Linked DNA regions of Homo sapiens: regions 1 and 2 are each linked to region 3. A link is a contact called in ENCODE Hi-C or POLR2A ChIA-PET data. All regions are on one chromosome and are shown on one strand. The core of a region is the stretch at or near the end of the contact, and the rest is flanking DNA. Distances in the headings are between cores, read along the strand shown.

Evidence for each region. A loop is a pair of places that touch in the nucleus more often than their neighbours do. ChIA-PET counts read pairs that join two places held with the same protein, here RNA polymerase II (POLR2A). Pooled maps may share reads with other maps.
Region 1: a pooled map shows a loop between it and region 3 (10-fold over the local background). The contact joins the promoter of ROPN1L-AS1 here to the promoter of MED10 in region 3. A Hi-C loop is called at or near these places in 4 of 50 pooled maps.
Region 2: a pooled map shows a loop between it and region 3 (20-fold over the local background). The contact joins the promoter of NDUFS6 here to the promoter of MED10 in region 3. A Hi-C loop is called at or near these places in 3 of 37 single-sample maps with no recorded cell type and 11 of 50 pooled maps. POLR2A ChIA-PET finds 5 or more read pairs at or near these places in 2 of 52 experiments (OCI-LY7 and activated T-cell).

The regions. Positions count from the first base shown.
Region 1 is chr5:10,440,426-10,443,818 of GRCh38, reverse strand. ROPN1L-AS1 (ROPN1L antisense RNA 1) reads left to right here and starts at 1,968. Exons shown (of 2, transcript NR_102746.1): 1 at 1,968-2,131; 2 at 2,446-3,084. It overlaps ROPN1L (rhophilin associated tail protein 1 like), which reads right to left and starts at 1,940. Exons shown (of 5, transcript NM_031916.5): 1 at 1,521-1,940. The coding sequence starts at 1,651. RefSeq lists a silencer at 1,827-2,086.
Region 2 is chr5:1,800,157-1,803,660 of GRCh38, reverse strand. NDUFS6 (NADH:ubiquinone oxidoreductase subunit S6) reads right to left here and starts at 2,254. Exons shown (of 4, transcript NM_004553.6): 1 at 2,112-2,254; 2 at 1,287-1,340. The coding sequence starts at 2,243. It also overlaps a transcript of MRPL36 not described here. RefSeq lists enhancers at 1,875-2,014, 1,458-2,445, 2,625-2,754, 2,815-2,864.
Region 3 is chr5:6,376,888-6,380,400 of GRCh38, reverse strand. It overlaps MED10 (mediator complex subunit 10), which reads left to right and starts at 1,854. Exons shown (of 4, transcript NM_032286.3): 1 at 1,854-2,039; 2 at 3,152-3,235. The coding sequence starts at 1,918. RefSeq lists enhancers at 1,400-1,619, 1,910-2,119.

The DNA.
Region 1 (3,393 bases), core at 719-3,218, 4.1 Mb before region 3:
GACATGAGCCAAGGCGTCCAAGAAATGCAGCTCTAGAAGCCAGAAAAGGCAAGGAAACGAGCTGGGTTTTCCTGAGAACCACTGGAAAGAGCAAAGCCCTGTCAACACCTTGATTTTAGCCTAGTGAAACTAATTTGGACTTCTGGCCTCCAGAACTGCAAGAATGTATGTCTGTGTTTTTTTTTTTTTTGAGACGGAGTCTCGCTCTGTCGCCCGGGCCGGACTGCGGACTGCAGTGGCGCAATCTCGGCTCACTGCAAGCTCCGCTTCCCGGGTTCACGCCATTCTCCTGCCTCAGCCTCCCGAGTAGCTGGGACTACAGGCGCCCGCCACCGCGCCCGGCTAATTTTTTGTATTTTTAGTAGAGACGGGGTTTCACCTTGTTAGCCAGGATGGTCTCGATCTCCTGACCTCATGATCCACCCGCCTCGGCCTCCCAAAGTGCTGGGATTACAGGCGTGAGCCACCGCGCCCGGCCCAAATGTATGTCTGTGTTTTAAGCTGTCAAGTTTTGTGGTGATTTGTTACAGCAGCCAAACGAAACTAATTCACTTTGGTTATAGAGTTTAAAGCCAGCAAAATTTGGCTGTTTTTTTTCTTTTTAAATTAGTTTTCTTATTAAAAAAAATACAGATGGGGTCTTGCTGTGTTACCCAGGCTGGTCTCAAACTCTTGGGCTCAAGTGATCCTCCCAGCTTGGCCTCCCAAAGTGCTGGGATTACAGGCATGAACCACCAAGCCCAGCCAAAATTTGAAATGTTGATGACTAAAATATTTAAATTAAATTTACACCTGTGCTGACTCTTGTCATCATAAAAGTGAGTTTTTGTTTTACATCTGTTTATTGAAAAGGGGCAAAGAGCTCTCCTGTAAAACCAAGAGGATTTCTTTTAATGCCTCTAAGATCTGTTGACTTGTAACTTTGAGATTATGAATGTCTGTTCCTGGCAAGTGTTGGAATGTTTGTGGCAAAAAATAAACTGTGAAGCTTCATTTGCTGGACAGTTTACCCTGAGCACTCTAGGGATGATGACCTCAGTATGACCACGGTCGTTCCGGTTCTAATAAATTTAACCAGCTCTGGGTATACATAGCTCTGAGAGGACTCTCTGCAGATGAGGAACTTAGCTAAAATATTCCTCTTTGTAAAGTCATTTCACAAAGTGACTGCAACCGTGTAATTTTTTTAACATAATGTAAACACTTTTTTGCCCAATGCAATTACTTTGTTAAGTTTTAGTCTATCTTCATCATAAACACTTTTAAACAATTGAGTTGCCATTACGTTGTAGGTAAGTGAGCATTTTGCAATGATTTCGGGTCTCATAGTCGATAAATCGAAATGGTTCCTAGATAAAACACTCAAGTATAGATGTCACCAATGCTAAGGGGAAAGTTTTGCCTGATACTCTTAAGGACGCTGAGTGCCGCGTAAGGCCCCTGGTCCGGGAGGAGGGCTCTCTGGGCTCGTCTGGCTTGGGCATGTAGACCGGACAGCTCCCCGGGCCAAGGGCGCTTACCCCGCGGACCACCGCAGCACGTCGGCCGGCTGGGTGCGGATGGCAGCCTTGGTGAATTGCTTCAGGATGTCCGGCAGCTCCGGGGGAATGTGGATCTGCTGAGCGCAGAACATGGTGTCGGGAAGCGGCATCGCTCTCCGCAGAAGGGACCAGGCTGGTGAATCGCGGCGCGCTGCGAGGAAGAAGGGCGGCTGTCGGCTACGACGCGGTGGACCCGCTAGCAGCGCGGGGCTTGCGGCCAGGGCCGCCTCCCATCCCGTTCCCGAGGTTGGGGCCGGATTCGCGGGGCTCTTACCCGCTCCTCCGCGGGCTTCGGGAGAAATTCGGACCAACTGCCACTCCGACAACACCCTAGACCCTGCAGTTCCCTAGCGCCAGCCGCCACTACGGACGCGCTCGGTATCCAGGCACCCGGGACGCGAGCAGGCCCCGCCCCTGGAGCCGCGCACGCGCACGCGGCCCTGAGCGAGGCGGGGCTGCTCCCGGGCTGGACAAGGAGGTGCTGGCGTAGTCCGACTAGCAGCAGCCGCTGCTCCCCGGTGGTTCAGAGCCGCGCGAGCTGAGCGTTTCGCCTACAAAAGCATCTTCGGATCGGTTTCCCACCGCCGAATGTGAGCGGCGAACTCACGAAGGACTCCCTCTTCCCCTTGCTCTGGCTGCGTGAGGCTGAGGCTAGGGGACTCGGGCCTGCTAGGAGGGAAGCGGGTTAAGTGAAGGGGCTGATCGCCTGGGCGGCACGGGCCCCGCTGCGGGACCCGCCTGCGCCTGGGGCCGCTCCTCCAAACTTCTCGGGCTTCGAACTTCGCACATGCTGTTCCCTGGCCTAAGCCATCCCGTAGTGAACCTGAGTTCTTAATTTAAAAAGCCGCTTAGACAGTGGGCAGTTTCCAGCTAAAACACTATTGTATTTGTTTTCTTACGATAGGTTGCTTGAGCCAATGTGACTGGCTCTAGGAGGAAATAAATCACATCTGTCAAAAGAGCCTCGAGTCGAAGGATAGGAGAAACCTCGAATTTGGTGGGTGCTGACCAAGGCACCATGCAAGGGGTTAACTTTGCTTTAGGGGGTGACCTGGCTGGCTGCTGCAGTTGCCGTTAACAGCCACCGAATGGATGAGACTCCAGATCCACCTCCTCCTGCGTTCCTCAAAACAGGAAGATGGAGAACTACGGAGAGCTACTTCCCAGAGGGGCCGATGGCAAGCACTCCCTTCAAGGAAACTGGGGAAGTTGCCCGATTTTGATCGTTTCCATCCAAACACCCACCAGACAATATATACATACACATTTCTAAATTAACAGCATTGGCAAAAACTGAAAATACTTGTATTTAAAGTTGATGACAGTATGAAAACAAGAAATCCGTCCGGGCGCGGTGGGTCACGCCTGTAACCCCAGCACTGATCACAAGGTCAGGAGTTCGAGACTAGCCTGGCTAACATGGTGAAACCCCCTTCTCTACAAAAATTGGCTGGGCGTAGTGGCGCGTGCCTGTATTCCCAGCTACTTGGGAGGCTGAGGCAGGAGAATAGCTTGAGCCCGGGAGGTGGAGGTTGCCGTGAGCAGAAATGGCACCACTGCACTCCAGCCTGGGCGACAGAGTAAGACTCTGTCCCCGCCCCCCTCCACCCAAAAAAAGAAAAAAAAAAAAAGGAATCTTCTATGTTGTTGAGAGGGATGTTAATTAGTACCTTTATGGGGCAGTAATGTAACACTAAAATTTTTCGATGATCGTGCAATATTACTTCTGGGAACTTACCCTACAGAAATACTATAAAAAGTAATATGGACAAAAATCTTCACCATATAAATTGGGTAAATGTCTTTTGGAAAACAAATCATGGCCTGGCCACACAATGGTATGAAAAGATGC
Region 2 (3,504 bases), core at 1,005-3,504, 4.6 Mb after region 3:
ATGGAGAGAAAGAGCACTTACCCTATACACCACTTACTCGACAACTGACAGTGTGATATCACTGGAGACTTATGATTCAATTAAAAATATTCACATGGTTCCATTTCACAAATGAGAAAACTGAACCCATGCTGTGATTCAACCTCACAATTTTTAGACTGCAAGTCCACACAGCTTCTACTCCGAGAGGCAAACCCACCAGACACAAGCCCCTCTCCACCACCATGATCCTGGTAGACATCACTAATCAATCATGGCACACTCTTCCACTGAATGTGCATCAGGCCTCAGGATCTTTCTCAACCCAACACTCAAGTGGCATTGCCAAATAATCAACCACTATAAAACAAACTTTTCTGACACCCACCCATCAAACCACACAACAGTGAACCAGCTGAATTTTGAGAATGTGAATTTATAGTCAATTCATGATCATGTGAGCTTTTCTGGAATGCCCTGTAGCTCTGGAATAGACGTACAAAAACTACACACTGGGAATGGATAACGTAACCAAGATTGAAGGAGAAGGGAAAATACATGATTTAGGGATAGCTACGGTGTTAACAAGAAGAACACCAGGCTAACCAAAGTGGGAAAAAGAATGAATAAGGTGGCTGTGAAGGACACTTCACAGCATCCTTCAGGAAGCAAATTCAGGAATCATGGAGGCATGCCTGATCTAATTACGAATTCAGGAGCTCATTGACATGAGTGATAGAGAAGGAGTCAGGTAAAAAAAAAAAATAGGCTGATTTAGGCAGAAGGATTCTAATTTCAACATTCTTTCTCCAGTGGTCACTCACAGGCACCTGAACTGATCTTCCCTTACAATGCATAGAGCTAACAGACCCACTAAGGGAAGAAAAACTCATGTGCCATTTTCAGCTTGTCAGTGTAAGTCCCTGTAAAAAACACACACTAATTTATTTGGTGAAAACTATAAAAAACACACCTCCAGGTGGTTAAAAGAATAATTTTTTTAAAGTTGATATGATTTACTTAAATCTGAGAGTCTCAGGAGAATAAGGGACAAGAATTTTAAAAAAGATCACTTCCATTTATATGCAAACCAGAACTACGGCTACAATGTTATGTATTTCAGGGGGAAACAAGTCAGAAATAGACACAATTAAGATTTTAAGAAAGGAAGAACCCCATCCAGAACTGTTAGGGTGCTTGCAATATGGGGAAAATTTATTTAAATCTTATATATTAATTTTTATTTCTTGTTGGTTACATAAAAGTTTTAGGAAAGCTTACCTCTCTTCACTAGATTTTTTACTCACCTCTTTCTGACGACCTACAAACCGAATTCTCCTGTAGTCTTTATCATCATAAACCTGGAAAAAAACAAAAAGACCATGTGTGACTTTTACGGCCTAATTCTGAAAGTCACTTCATATCAATCATAAATATTACAGGAAAGTGTTTTTCTTAACTTTTAGGCCATTGATGAAAAGTCAAACAAGTGCACAGTACTCGGTGTAATCAGGGGCATTTTTAGCGAGATACCTGGGATGAAAACGGGTGGTCACCTGGATCAGAGAGCAGCACAGAGACATAGCCCGGGAAGGTGGAGCTAAGGAGGAGAGACAAATCCTGACCGAGGAGAACCGCCCCCAACCTTCTTTGGCATATGGCCTGAGAGCTTTACTATCCCCCCATTAAATCTACTAGGGCACATTCCAGTATACACAGGTACCTTTGTTCTTCATTTTGGCTTAGGGCTTTTTTGTGCCTTGGACTACAACCGACTTCTCAGGTTACTAAAATTTATTATTGAATATTACACAAATTCTAAACGTTCTGACCCAAATAATCGGCTGCCACAAATCGCCTATGGGCAGCCAGTCCACAGCAAGTGCTGCCCGCTGGGGAGACTTCCCGTTCCAGAGCCCGCAGGCCCTGGAAGGACGAGACCCACCGCTACAGGCTGCCACCACCGTCCCGACTCGCGGGCGTCCTCCCCGGCGCGTGAGCGACAGCACAACCTTACCACGACCTGCGCTGCCGGCGCAGAACCAGGGCCGCGGATGCCCGGCGAGCCCACTGCCACCAGTCGCCCGAGGTGCGGCTGGAGGAAGGTGCATCCTGTACCCAGCGGCCGTTACCTGGCCAGTGTGCGTGACCTTCTCCCCGGTCGGCGAGACCCGCACCCCGAAACACCTGGCGCCCAGGGGCAGGCTCCGCGCCGCCTCGCCACACCGGTTCAGCAGCCGGCAGAAGGTCATCGCCGCCGCCATTTTGCGCCGCTGGCCTTTGACCCGGCGCAACGTCCCGCTTAGCGCTAACGCATGCGCACGGCTTCTGGCGGCGCCAAACACCCGGTATTTATTTCGCCCTGGGGGCGGGGAGCGCGGGTCGGGGCAGAGGGTGCGCCGGAGCTGCTCTCTGATTCAGGTGGTCACCCGTTTTCATCCCAGGTATCTCGCTAAAAATGCCCCTGATTACACCGAGTACTGTGCGCTTGTTTGACTTTTCATCAATGGCCTAAAAGTTAAGCGGCCCCGTTGCGCCGGCAGGTGCAGCCTCATGCAGTTGCAGCCGCAGGCTAGAGCTAGGGCCCTGATGAGGCAGGCAATGGTGTGCGAAACCTTCAGCGATTAGGAGTACCCAGTGGTTCTTATTTAGCGGACAGGCAGGGGAGGATGTAAACTGAAAATACATTGTTTATATTCTTATGGTAACCGATAATCATGAGACATTTAAATATCAAAATTATTGGGTGAAGGAGTCAACTGCTTAGCAGACGAGACTGGAAGTGCATTCTCCTCGTTCAAGGCAAGCGTTCCTGTGTGTGGTTACGGGGAGCCGCAGAGGAAACGTATATTGGGGATTTCTGCAACAAAGCCTAGTACACCGACTGATTTTACAGCATGCAAATACAGCCTCTAAAAAGGCCCGTTTTGCTTAGAGTTGACTTGGGTATAAATCCCAGCTTAAGCTCCAGCATCCAGCTTTTCTTTTGCTGTGGTCAGAGCCTGAGGACCACGTGACTCCAAGAACAAAACACTAGAGATGGATGAGTGGCGGGGAAGATGATAAAGAGGAGGAAAGGCATGAGAAACAAGAATGCACATGAAAACCTCCGGTCCCAAAGATGTCCCAGCAAACGTGGTGGTCAGAGGCAGATTTGTCCTGGAGCTGATAAACTCCAGCGGCCCGCCCGGTGTTCGCCGGGTCAGGTGGAAAAAGTGGGCGCTGCGATGAAGCGTTGGGGCCTGCAGGGAGCGCGGAGTGGACGCAGCCACGTCTGCAACTCACCCGGACACACACAAAAAGGAAGGCGAATGGAGTTACGGGTAGATACCTGAAAAGGCAGGGATAAGCGAGCTAAGGGTAGAATCTAGGTGGCAAGTATATGGGTGTTCACCGTACAGTTCTTTCCCTTTTTCTCTATGTCCGAAGTTTTTCATAATGTTGGGGAAAACAGCCGTAACCAGTTGAAACTACTGCCCGTCTCCACTCGTTTCCCGGAGCCTGTTTACATTTCTCCTGTCCACT
Region 3 (3,513 bases), core at 605-3,104:
GCTGGATCATATGGTAATTCTGTTTTTAGAGTTTTGGGAAACTTCCATTCTATTTTCCATAAAGGCTGCACTAATTTACATTCCCATCAACAGTGTACAAGGGTTCCCTTTCCTCCACATTTTCACCCACACCCATTGTCTTTGGTCTTTTTGATTATAGCCCTTCTAACAGTGTAAGGTGACATCTCATTATGCTTTTAATTTGTATTTCCCTGATGATATGTGATGCTGAGCATTTTTGCTGGTCATTTTTATGTCTTCTTTTGAGAAGTATCTGTTCAGGTCCTTTGCCCATTTATAAATTTCTTCTTTTGCTTTTTTGCTGTTGAGTCGTGTGCCTTTAATTTTTGCACTTTACGTTGTGAGTTTTATTTTCCATGCTTGTTCTTTGCTTCTTTATTCTCTTCTTTTCTTGCCTTCTATTGAGTTGATTGTGTTTTCTTTATTCCCTTCCCCCTGTCTACTAGTTTGGGAATTATATATACTAGCAAAGAGATACCCTTAAATTTTTAAAATAAATACTTACCAAAGCCTAAGTTCCATCAATTATCTATCTTTCTTACTTATGAAATTGAGAAAGGCCGTTCACTCCATGTCGCTACCTCTACCTAATAACTTAAAATTTTTTATTTGTCTAATATTTTATTTCCACCTTTTTTTTTTTTTTTTGAGTCTTGCTCTGTTGCCCAGGCTGGAGTGCAGTGGCATGATCTCGGCTTACTGCAACCTCTGCCTCCTGGGTTCAAGCAATTCTCCTGTCTCAGCCTCCCAAGTAGCTGGGACTACAGGCGCACACCACCATGTCTGACTAATTTTTGTATTTTTAGTAGAGACAGGGTTTCTCCATATTGGTCAGGTCGGTCTCGAACTCCTCACCTCAGGTAATCCACCTGCCTTGGCCTTCCAAAGTTCTGGGATTACAGGCCTGAGCCACCACGCCCAGCCTCCATCTTGTTTTATAATTCCCTAAAGTTAATTGTTGTTAAATCAGGAGAGAAGTATTTTATGTAACATTTCTGTTTATCAGCCCAGCCCACCAACTGGAGTGCCCTGATTCCATAAGTTTGGCAAGTCACTTACCTTCTCTGGCTTTCCATTTCTGGTCACAGCTGGGAGAGGCTCTGAAGATCATCTAGCAAAGGAGCTCCCTCACTTTGCCTGTTTCTAGGCACTGAAAAGTACAGGCCACAAATATATTCAGTAAAATAAATCACTTGAGAAATTCAAACAGGCTAGAGGAGATATCCGCTATCATAGGAGATCGGGCAGAAAAGTTTCTTAAACATAAGAGTGAAATGACCTAAACTGAATTTCAATGAGATAAACAGCAGTTTACTAAGACAGGGCAACCCCACAGGGTGCTGTTTGGTCAGAATTGGCCCGAGGAGGTGAGACCCTGACCTACGAAGGCAGCAGGTGTCCGGGAAGCATGGTTAGCAGCAAGAGCTAGGGGAGGTGGCCGCCGATTACATAGAAGAAAGGAGGCAGGCAGGCGCTGATCCCAGGGGTTCTGGTAGAGGGGCAGGGAAACTACCGTTATTGGTCCTTCATGCAAACTTTAGGATTTTCATCCATGTGTGTATTGCTTGAAGATGCTGCATTGCAGAAAGTCTTCAACTTCTCCCATGACCGAGGCAGGTCTGATGAGAGTGCAAACAGTTAGTACTCGCCCAGCTGCGCGCCGAGGCCTCCTCCAGAATCCAGACCGCATCCCCGAAAGCCCGCCCTGCCCCGCACTTAGGCCCCGCCCCAACACGCCCGTCCCGATAACGAGGCTCCGCCCCCAAGAGCTCGCCCGCGCTCCCCCAGAGGAAACGGAAGTCGTATCTGTCCGGACGGAAGCAGGAAGCGGGAGCGTAGGGCCACGCCTGCGGCGCTGCTGGTTGAGGCTGTGTGGGTCGGGGACGGGCCGAGGCGATGGCGGAGAAGTTTGACCACCTAGAGGAGCACCTGGAGAAGTTCGTGGAGAACATTCGGCAGCTCGGCATCATCGTCAGTGACTTCCAGCCCAGCAGCCAGGCCGGGCTCAACCAAAAGCTGTGAGTGGCGGCCCGAGGCTGCCGGGGTCTCCCCAGGGCCTGGCCGGGAAGCGTGTGCTAGGGGAGCGGGGATCTAGGGAGCCCGAGCCGAGCCTGACCGCTACTCGTGCCCCGCCAGCCCTCTGGTCTGGTCCCGGAGCCCGGGGCGCCTTTCCTGGCTGTGTTCAGAGGGCGGGGCCCGCGCTCCAGCCTGTTGCCAAGAGCCAACCTCTTTGAGGCCCCTTTGGAGACGTCGTCATGGCCAGATGATATACTTTACGTTTCCCTATCAAGGGAATCATGCTTTCTCTTCTAGCGTCTCCCCTCTCATGTGTAACCCCCTCCCAGCCTTTTCCTCCTGGAGCCCTTCTGGGAATTCAGTCCCTGTCTCCAGAGGGGAGGCAGGCTCCACAGTGAGTGCACGCCCTAAACTAGGCCTCAGAAGGTGAGGCTCCGAAGCCACCTGCCGCATAGGCCTGACAGTGGAGGAAATAGCGGGGAGGTGGTGCTGAGAAAGGTTGCAGAACGTTTATTATTATTATTTCTTGGCAACAGCCTTGTGCTGCCCATGTTGCTAGGCCCTGGGTTGGAGAAAAGGCAAATGCAAGTACAGCACTTTCGAGAAGGGCTTTATATGTGGCACGGACATAGAAAATGTTGCACTCGAGGTTCCATACCTAGTGCTGTGGGAATAGCCAGACCAGCCTGATGCTGTAGGAAGGCTCCAGAGAGGAGAGGAAGCTAAACCAGACAGTATGGCTTTCTTTCCCTCAGACTTTGAGTATAGTCCGCTGCCTCATGTGTTCGCTGAAACCGCACACACAGTCATATGCACAGTCAGGTAATTGTTTTTGAGAGAAGGTTCATATTTTTCATCAGGTTCCCTCTCCATCCCCCTTACTGGCAATTTCTAGTTGAGAAGGAAAGTAACAAATATTTAAGGGTATTTTGTAACTCTAACGGTGTCCTAGGAATCCTGTAGCTAACCAAAGAGGTCAGAACCGTGTGTAACCCGCATAGCTGTGAGGAGAACGAACTTGCGTGGAGCCCCGGTTGGCTGGGTAGCTCTGTGGGTGGTGCTTATGCTGTCAAGCGAAATTAACCAGATGCCTGTGTGTTTGCCTTTCCCCCAGGAATTTTATTGTTACTGGCTTACAGGATATTGACAAGTGCAGACAGCAGCTTCATGATATTACTGTACCGTTAGAAGTTTTTGAGTAAGTAACATTCTTGATATTAGTCTTGGGTATAAATCTTGTTCAGTTATGGTGTGGTATCGTGACTTCTTCATCACTGGCATTCGAGTGCCTGCTGTGTGGTAGGCACAGCCTGGGTGCTGGGGATGTGCCAGTGGAAAAAAAAATAGACAAAAATACAAAAATACCTGCCCTTATGGAACTTCCGTTCTAATGGCATTACAAAACGAAAAAAAAGAATATCCTTAATATTCTATTGTGGAAAAAAAGTTACATGTAAATAAAAGCTTATTAAATAT